Linked DNA regions of Homo sapiens: region 2 is linked to region 1. Evidence: chromatin contacts called from ENCODE Hi-C data. All regions are on one chromosome and are shown on one strand. Each heading gives the region's core, a stretch centred on a gene start or an enhancer-like site at or near the end of the contact. The rest is flanking DNA. Distances are from core to core; before and after follow the strand shown. Region 1 holds the start of METTL2B (methyltransferase 2B, tRNA N3-cytidine). Region 2 has its middle 31 kb from the start of LINC01000.

Region 1 (4,483 bases), core at 1,438-3,937:
GGTCAGGAGTTCAAGACCAGCCTGGCCAACATTGTGAAACCCGTCTCTACTAAAATACAAAAATTAGTCGGGTGTGGTGGCGGTGGCCTGTAATCTCAGCTACTCTGGAGGCTGAAGCAGGAGACTGGCTTGAGCCCGGGAGGTGGAGCTTGCAGTGAACCGAGATCATGCCACTGCACTCCAGCCTGGGCGACAGAGCAAGACTTCGTCTCAAAAAACAAAAACCAAAAAACAAAAAAAAAACAAAAAAAACAATTAACTACCCTTGTCCTTGGCTAACAACCTAAGGCAATAATCCAGAATGAGAGTTTTTAACCTTTACAAGCATTAAACCCATGCCACCCACTGAGCTATAAGAGTTCTCCTTACTTACCACCAGAGGGACCCTTAGTTCCTCTGAAACGTGGCGTTTCTGAAGCTACAATCCAGTATAAAGTCTGACACCAGAGAACTCACAGCCATGTCAAACTTATGCAAAATTATTTTAGGTGCTTCGAAAAATAGGTTTTACAGGCCAATCAAATATAATTGTATAAAATTAAGTTTAGGCCGGGCGCGGTGGCTCACTCCTGTAATCCCAGCACTTTGGGAGGCCAAGGTGGGCGGATCATGAGGTCAGGAGATTGAGACCATCCTGGCCAACATGGTGAAAACCCATCTCTACTAAAAATACAAAAAATTAGCCGGGCATGGTGGCGGGTGCCTGTAGTCCCAGCTACTCGGGAGGCTGAGGCAGGAGAATGGCGTGAACCCGGGAAGTAGGGAGCTTGCAGTGAGCCGAGATCACGCCACTACACTCCAGCCTGGGAGACAGTGCGAGACTCCGTCTCAAAAATAAATAAATAAATAAATAAATAAAAATAAAAAATAAAATTAAGTTTAGGATACTTTAGCACATTTCATAGAAAAAAGGCCAAAGCTGTTTGACATTTAAAATGTCTCCATTGGAACTAATATAGTAAATTCAAGTGAAGACAATGAGCTGTCTGCAAGAAAATATCCAGTGGGACTGTTGATTGGGAACACTAACAGCTTTTAGTGAGGGGAGAATAAAAGCCCACAGATGAGAAAACAAGATGCCAGAAATAAATGTAAATCAACCACCATATCTGCAAACAGCTGGCCTTGAGAAAAGATAAAAATTCCTTGTACTTGTTTCTGGGTATGGAGCTTGTGTTCAAAATGTTTCCAAAGACCACAAGAATGGCAAAAGCATATTGTCTTCAAATGAAGTACAACTTCTTTACTATCTTTTTGATTAACTTGTGTATTTTTCTTCCTGATTAGAGAGGCTTAGAGCTTGTTCCCATTTCTTTGGAGGAAAAGTATAGAATCATTCATTGCTCCCTGTAGTTTTACCTACAGAAAGAATTTACAATGGAATAAACAATTACTGGCTGGGCACGGTGGCTCACACCTGTAATCCCAACACTTTGGGAGACCGAGGTGGGCAGATCATTTGAGGTCAGGAGTTCAGGACCAGCCCAGGCAACATGGTGAAACCCCATCTCTACTAAAAATACAAAAATTAGCCGAGTGTGGTAGCGCGCACCTGTAATCCCGGCTACTCAGGAGGCTGAGGCAGGAGAATCACCTGAGCCCAGGACATGGAGGTTATAACGAGCTGAGATCCAGCTACTGCACTCCAGCCTGGGAAACAGAGCAAGACTCCGTCTCAAAAAAAAAAAAAAAAAAGTACTAATTACCAATGTGCTATGTCTAGCACTGCACTAACCCTTTCCTTTTTTAAAAAAATTCATCTTTCCCTTTATTCTGACATTATGACATTAAATAAAGTCCAAGAGATATTGGGCTGGTCCTTGTTTGGTCTCTGCCCTTTCCTTCTTTTCCAAGTGGTATTCATCATGCTTCTCTTGGAAGTCTTCTCAAATAACCTTATGTCTATAACATACTTTCTTCTAGATTCTTTTGAGAGTCTATTTGTATTAGATCTAGAAATAGAAATGTAAGGCTGAAATGTATTACTATGACAAACTGTATGTGTGTATTACAATCTTAATTGTGCTAATAAGGATAATTATAATAAATATAATATGGATGATTCAAAAAGGTTAGATGGTTATAATTAAAAAAAAATTGTCCTTGGATATTCCATTTGATTTGCTAAGCCTCGTGTTCTCTAATTTCATATATCCATCTCCCCCACCCCAACCAAAATATATATACACACTGTGTATACATATACACCCACACTATGAAGAGCTGACTATAGAAGCTGGAAATTGCCCTGTTTCTTTCCGCTGCTTGCTACCTTCTTCAGTTCTGGACATCGGCTCCGCAGTGGAACTAGGTAGCCTCAACTCTTATAATGATTCAAGATTATTCCTGTTTTACAACTTGAGGGAAGCTGGGGAACCTGTTAAGAGGATCCCAGCAATGAACTGGGCCTCAAGTGGAATGTCTCCCACTTTCTGCCTAACCTGCACGTCCATCAGCACCTCATCAATGAGATACGACTCCTCCGGGGAGAATTTCCCCCTGCCTGGTCCCCTTCCCTAGAGAGCCCTTCGCCAACCCTGGGAAAGCCCCAAACGACAGCTCCCGAGCGCCACCCGGACCAGACTCCAGGACCGCCCTGTCCCGCCACCCTTTTTCCCGCCCAGACTCCACGTCTTCTGAAAGAGGGCGTGGCCCGCAGGAAGTTCTCGCGTTACGGAAAGTGAAGTGTTTCCGGCTCCGGTGTCATGGCCGGCTCCTACCCTGAAGGTGCACCTGCAATCCTCGCCGATAAGAGGCAGCAGTTCGGAAGCCGGTTCCTGAGCGATCCGGCGCGCGTCTTCCACCACAATGCCTGGTAATCACCCTGCCCCCTCGCCCGGCCTGTCGCTGGCCGTCTGTCCCGCCGCCTCGGAGCATTCCGAAAAGCCCCTGACCGCCGGCCACGAGTCAAGCTGCCCTACCCGAGGCACTCTCCAAGGGGAGAGAAACTCCTAGGCCAGCGACTCACCCTGCTCGCAGCCAGGACGTGAAGCCCCTAAGCTGCCCGTTTGATTTTCTCAGGGACAATGTGGAGTGGTCGGAAGAGCAAGCCGCGGCGGCGGAGAGAAAAGTCCAGGAGAACAGTATCCAGCGGGTGTGCCAGGAGAAACAAGGTGCGCTTAAATGGGCTCTCGTTGGTATCAACAGCCAGCGTACTGCCGAACGCGCCCTCCCGGAGAGGCCAGGGAACCGCGGCCGCCCACATCCTTTATTCCTGGCCTGATGCGGATCTCAGGAGTAGAGCAGGACAGGGAGGGGATGAGCAAGGAGGGAAAAGGGCTGCATTGTAACAAAATCTTAAGTCGTAGAGGGTTTTTTTAATATATAGTTTTACTTTGGAGGAGGGTAATTTTGTCTTTAATTATGTTGAGTAGATCCACGTTGATATGGCTAGCCAATGACAACTGTGTGGTCACGCGATCATCTTAGAACCTGTACTTTTTACATGATTTGCATTTTCCATGAGGAGATGTTTCCATTGAAGCTTCATTTAAGTGATTAGATTCTAAATATTGTTGGGAGGGGGGCTAATGACTGGTGACTGTGTGTCTATTACTTGTGTGATGGTTATGAGAATTTAGGGCTTCAGTCAAGGAAAGGTGGATGCAGCAGAGTGGAGATAAGTCTGGCCAAAGAAAAGGAGGCCCCTGCTTGAGAGGTTGATGATTTCACTGCAAAATATCCCTAGATAGTAAAACTAGGACTGATTGTTCCAGACAATTGAAGATAGCACTACAAATTTAGTACCTGCTGAAAGAGTTCTGTACAACAAAAAGGTTCCAGTTACAAAACATTCACCCTGCATAGTCTGACAGCAACTAGATCAAAGCAAGTTAATAGTTAAAAGGGATTTTGAAAATCATGTGGTTCAATATTCTCTTTTTATAGTTAAAGACACTTGGACCACAGGACATTAAGTGCTTTTCCCAGAGGTAAGCAGTCAGTAGTAGCAGTAGTGGAACTAAAATCCTGTTTCTTAGGGAGTCTTGGTTGATTCAGCAGGTGAGTTGTGAGTTGTTAACACACTTCTTAGTGGATTCCAACTTCCATTGTCACCGTCCTGCTCAATTTGTTAGGTTTTTATTCTTTCTACTACACTAGTCAAGGCCCCCTGAACTGGCAAGAGCAGTAAACTGAAATCTGGGACTGTCATGATCACCTTAAAAACAGCCTTCATTTAAACTGTCCATACTTTTTTTTTTTTTTTTGGAGGCGGAGTCTCGCTCTGTCACCAGGCTGGAGTGCAGTGGCGCGATCTCAGCTCACTGCAATCTCCTCCTCCCTGGTTGAAGCGATTCCCCTGCCTCAGCCTCCCGAGTAGCTGGGACTACAGGTGTGCACCACCATGCCTGGCTAATTTTTTGTATTTTGGTACAGATGGGGTTTCACCATGCTGGCCAGGATGGTCTCAATCTCCTGACCTCGTGATCCGCCCATCTTAGCCTCCCAAAGTGCTGGGATTACAGGCATGCGCCACTGCACC
Region 2 (4,483 bases), core at 1-2,500, 130 kb after region 1:
TTGGCCACGTGGCCCTGACTTCTCACTTTCATAAGAAGGGGTTTGTATTGTGGAGATACAAATTATGGAGTTGTTTGCATTAATACAAGTGTTTGTGGAAAAAGATGCCAAACTTTCCTGTGATTGGTAATGCACCTTTATTGTAGGCTCAGCAAAACAGTCCCTCATCTACGGGATCTGGCAACACAGAGCATTCCTGCAGCTCCCAAAAACAGATCTCCATCCAGCACAGACAGACCCAGGTAGGTTGGTGATCGATAATCAATTGAGGGGGATACCTGCTGTGTAGGAATAAGGGCTAACCTGTGTAGTCTGTCATTCTTCTCTGACTTCTCTGACCACCTCATTATTTGTGTGTATTATATTCAGAACTTGCATTATGGGTATTTAAAGTCCTTTGGAAGGTGCTTTAACTTTTTGAGGCTTTTCTTTACTCTTCTGGTGTATTGTAGCAGAAATGCTTATGCTAAAGCATGGTGTTAAGGAAAGTGCACACTTTTTTTTTTTTTTCCTACAGTATTCCACAGAAGAAAAGTACCTACACTTTGAAGGCCTCTAAGTTCAGATTCTGGCACTGTGGCCTAAGTTCAGATTCTGGCCTGGGCCTCAGTTTTTCTTAGTACAAATCATCTGTGAAAATGTGGTTGATTCTCATGATCTCAGACAGTGTATACGAAATGTTTATTAGTAGTGTACTTGTAGTAGGCTTTCAATAAATGTTAATTCCCTAATTTATGAAAGTAGTTAATGTATTCCTTTTCCTGCTTACTTATTTATACCTGGCTAAACTTCTCTCAGATGTGAGATACCAACATGGTTTACTCCTTAAATTGTGTTCAGAAACTCTTTAATTTAGGGAGTGTTCTGAACATTTGAGGATTGTATCTGCAAAGGATGGTGGCTATAGCTTCCATTTTGTAGTTTTGAGTATACTGGGTTTTCTTGAAGCCTCTTTTGATACTGTATATATTATCTTCAAGACAGGATCGTTGGCAATCTAGGAGAATTTCTTAAATCTCAAGAGGTATACAACTCCCTGGAGCACATTTGAATTTTATCTAAATCACCAGCTCTTGTACAGTTCAGTTAGATAGTTGAGCACTCAGGTAGCTTCTTCTCTTCCCTTCTGATTGCTCTCTGTTTCCACCAGATGGCGCATTTGTTCCTTAGAGAGTTGTGTCAAGTCTCCTGTGAGATCGTTTTCTATTCAAAGTTAGTTTCATTTCTGGAGTAACGTGTTTCTACATTGTTCAGTGCACAGTAGTGAGAATTCATACATTTGATTCCAGAATTAACATGTATTTGAAGTGTAGGTGTAGTGGGACGTAAGGAACCCAGCAGAGGACTTGAACAATGAGATGAGACAAGCAGATTTCATTTCTTAAGCCATGTGATTCTAGGCCATTTGTGTGAGCAAGTGCTTTTTTTTCCCCCCAAGAAAGGTAACGAGAAGAGTGTGATGACATATAACATGTTGAGACTAATCCTAAATTTGTTTTACCTTTGTCTCTGTAGTCCAACCTCACAATAGAAAAAATATCTGCACTAGAAAACAGTAAGAATTCTGACCTAGAGAAGAGGGAGGGAAGAATAGATGATTTATTAAGAGTAAGTATTAAAATTTGGTAAGATATTTTATAGCAAGCACCATTTGTTATATATATTTGGATTATGTACATATCATAGAAGTAATTACTATAGCCAAATAACAATGAAATAATAAACATTTGGGTATTTTTCTTTAATTGAGGGAATCTGAGTAGGAACCAGGTTCCTGCATTCTAAACACTACCTTTAAATTGGAAATCTTATACTGTAGTATTTTAATGATTGAATTTATATTGGAGAAATAGATATGTGGAGTGTTATATTTCATCTAGAACTGTGGGAATAAGTATAAAGTGTTGTTTTCCCATTCCAGAGAAATTATTTTAATATTGTTGAATTTTATAAGCTATTTCAAAGGACTTTTTAGCCCATTTTGCTTTTTGTACCTTTTATAACCTACTCACCCAAACTTTTTTGTGCTTACAAAAGAAACCTTTAAAATGCTTCATCTGGAATTAAATAGATATCACTAGAAAATACTTTATCAATATATTTTGAACATGCAATTTGGCATGACTGACTCATAGTTTTTAAAGAGTAAAAAGGGCCGGACATGGTGGTTCACACCTGTAATCCCAGCACTTTGGGAGGCCAACGCAGGTGGATCACTTGAGGTCAGGAGTTTGAGACCACCCTGGCCAACATGTTGAAAAGAAACCCTGTCTCTACTAAAAAAATATAAAACATTATCCTGGTGTGGTGGCAAGCGGCTGTAGTCCCAGCTACTTGGGAGGCTGAGACAGGGGAATTGCTTGAGCCTGGGAGGCGGAGGTTGCAGTGAGCCGAGATTGCGCCACTGCATTCCAGCCTGGGCGACAGAGTGATACTTCGTGTCAAGAAAAAAATAAGAAAGTAAAAAGGACCGGGCATGGTGGCCCATACCTGCCACTTTGGGAGGCTGAGGCAGGAGGATTGCTTGAGATCAGGAGTTTGAGACCAGCATGCATGACACAGCAAGACCCCATTTCTATAAAAGAATACAAAATTTGCCAGGCATGGTGGTGTGTCTGTGGTCCCAGCTACTGGGAGCCTGAGGTGGGAAGATGCTTGAGCCCAGGACCTCTAGGCTACAGTGAGCCAAGTTCACGCTGCTGCGCTCCAGCCTGGACAACAGAGCAAGACCCTGTCTCAAAAAAAAAAAACCATTATACATGCTCTTTACAAAATACAGAAAAATATGTCACTCATAATTCCATTAATTGGGATTAAACATTTGGTACATTTTTTTTTTCAGTAATTTTGAGCTGTTTGAAGTAGATATGTGTGTGTATATATATATATACACACACACACACAAATGAATATATACATAAATGTTACTGATTTACGAATAACATTGGCTAGCATTTTTCTCTTCTCTAGTGATTTAGAAGGTATAGGTTTGATCCTTATTTCTGCTAATGTGGTAGTTAATCTGACTCTTCAGGGTCCTGAAACCTCCAGGGCTACTGTGACACAGCAAGATGGGGATCGGCAACCTTGCCTTTGTCAGTCTTTCTTATTAGGCTTTGGGTACAATTTTGTTTGAATATATGTTTAATAATACAGATTATAAAAGTCACTGTACTCATGATGATCTGACCTCCAAAATTTTTTTACTTGTATTATATTTCTGTACTTAATAAAAACATAAGGTAAAATAGTGTATTTTGACTCCTTTTTATATAAAACCTGGAATTCAGCACATAGCTAAACTAAGTCTGGCCTTTATTAGTAAAGTCTGGTGTGTTTATATTATTATTAATTTTTTTTTTTTTGAGACAGAGTCTTGCTCTGTTGCCCAGACTGAAGTGCAGTGGCGTGATCTCAGCTCACTGCAACCTCCGCCTCCCAGGGTCAAGCAATTCTCCTACCTCAGCCTCCTGAGTAGCTGGGATTACAGGTGCCCGCCACCATGCCCAGCTAATTTTTGCATTTTTAGTAGAGATGGTGTTTCACCATGTTGGTCAGGCTGGTCTCGAACCCCTGACCTTGTGATCCACCCACCTCGGCCTCCCAAAGTGCTGGGATTACAGGCGTGAGCCACCGCGTCCAGCTATTATTATTAATTTTATATATTTATTTTGAGACAGGATCTCACTCTGTCACCCAGGCTGGAGTGCGGTGGCGCAGTCTTGCAAGCTGTGCCCTCCCCAGTCCCCACCCGATGTGATCCTCCCACCTCGGCCTCCCAAGTAGCTGGGACTATAGGCATGTGCCACTACATTTGGCTGTTTATATTATTAATCAATTAATTTTTTGAGACAGAGTCTCACTTTGTCACCCAGGTTCAAGTGATTCTCCTGCCTCTGCCTCCCAAGTAGCTGGGATTACAGGCATGCACCACAATGCCTGGCTAATTTTTGTATTTTTAATAGAGATGGGTTTTTGCCACATTGGCCACGCTGGTCTCGAACTCCTGACCTGCAGTGATCAGCCTGCCTTGGTCTGCCAAAGTGCTGGGATTGCAGGCGTGAGTCACTGCGCTCGGCCTATATTATTATTATTAAATTACCATTTTTACTGCTATATATGACACTAAGTTCTTATGTATAGAGTATAGGCAGAGGCAGCTTTATGACCAAATTCATAGTCATTGTTAGACTGGTTTATTCAACTGATTTCAAGGCTTATCAACAGTATTTTTTTTTATTTATAGTTCTTGTTTTATCTGTTGATGGTGGTACATTTTTAAGTGATTATTTTTCAGCAAGGATTTGTCAGTGTTAAATTTTCTCTGCCTTGCAGACCTGAGAATTCTCTCTTTTGCCCTCCCATGGAAAGACAACACTGTGTGCAGGATTTTTGTGTCATAACCCCTTGTTCTGTTTGTTCTGCTTCTCAAATATAACACACATTCTCTCTCTCTGTTTCTCCTTCAGTTTTTCAAGCATTT

What was found. Hi-C counts contacts between places; a loop is a spot of excess contacts on that map. Pooled maps may share reads with other maps.
Region 2: a pooled map shows a loop between it and region 1 (8-fold over the local background). The contact joins the enhancer-like site here to the promoter of METTL2B in region 1. A Hi-C loop is called at or near these places in 2 of 37 single-sample maps with no recorded cell type and 14 of 50 pooled maps.

The regions. Positions count from the first base shown.
Region 1 is chr7:128,474,061-128,478,543 of GRCh38, forward strand. METTL2B (methyltransferase 2B, tRNA N3-cytidine) reads left to right here and starts at 2,688. Exons shown (of 9, transcript NM_018396.3): 1 at 2,688-2,815; 2 at 3,022-3,113. The coding sequence starts at 2,706. RefSeq lists enhancers at 2,525-2,574, 2,795-2,964.
Region 2 is chr7:128,607,972-128,612,454 of GRCh38, forward strand. No RefSeq gene overlaps it. Among named protein-coding and RNA genes, the nearest start is that of LINC01000, 31 kb to the right of the region's middle. Within about 2 kb of position 1,251, at least 7 of the 41 ENCODE cell types and tissues checked have a DNase peak (open chromatin) inside an H3K27ac peak, as active enhancers do.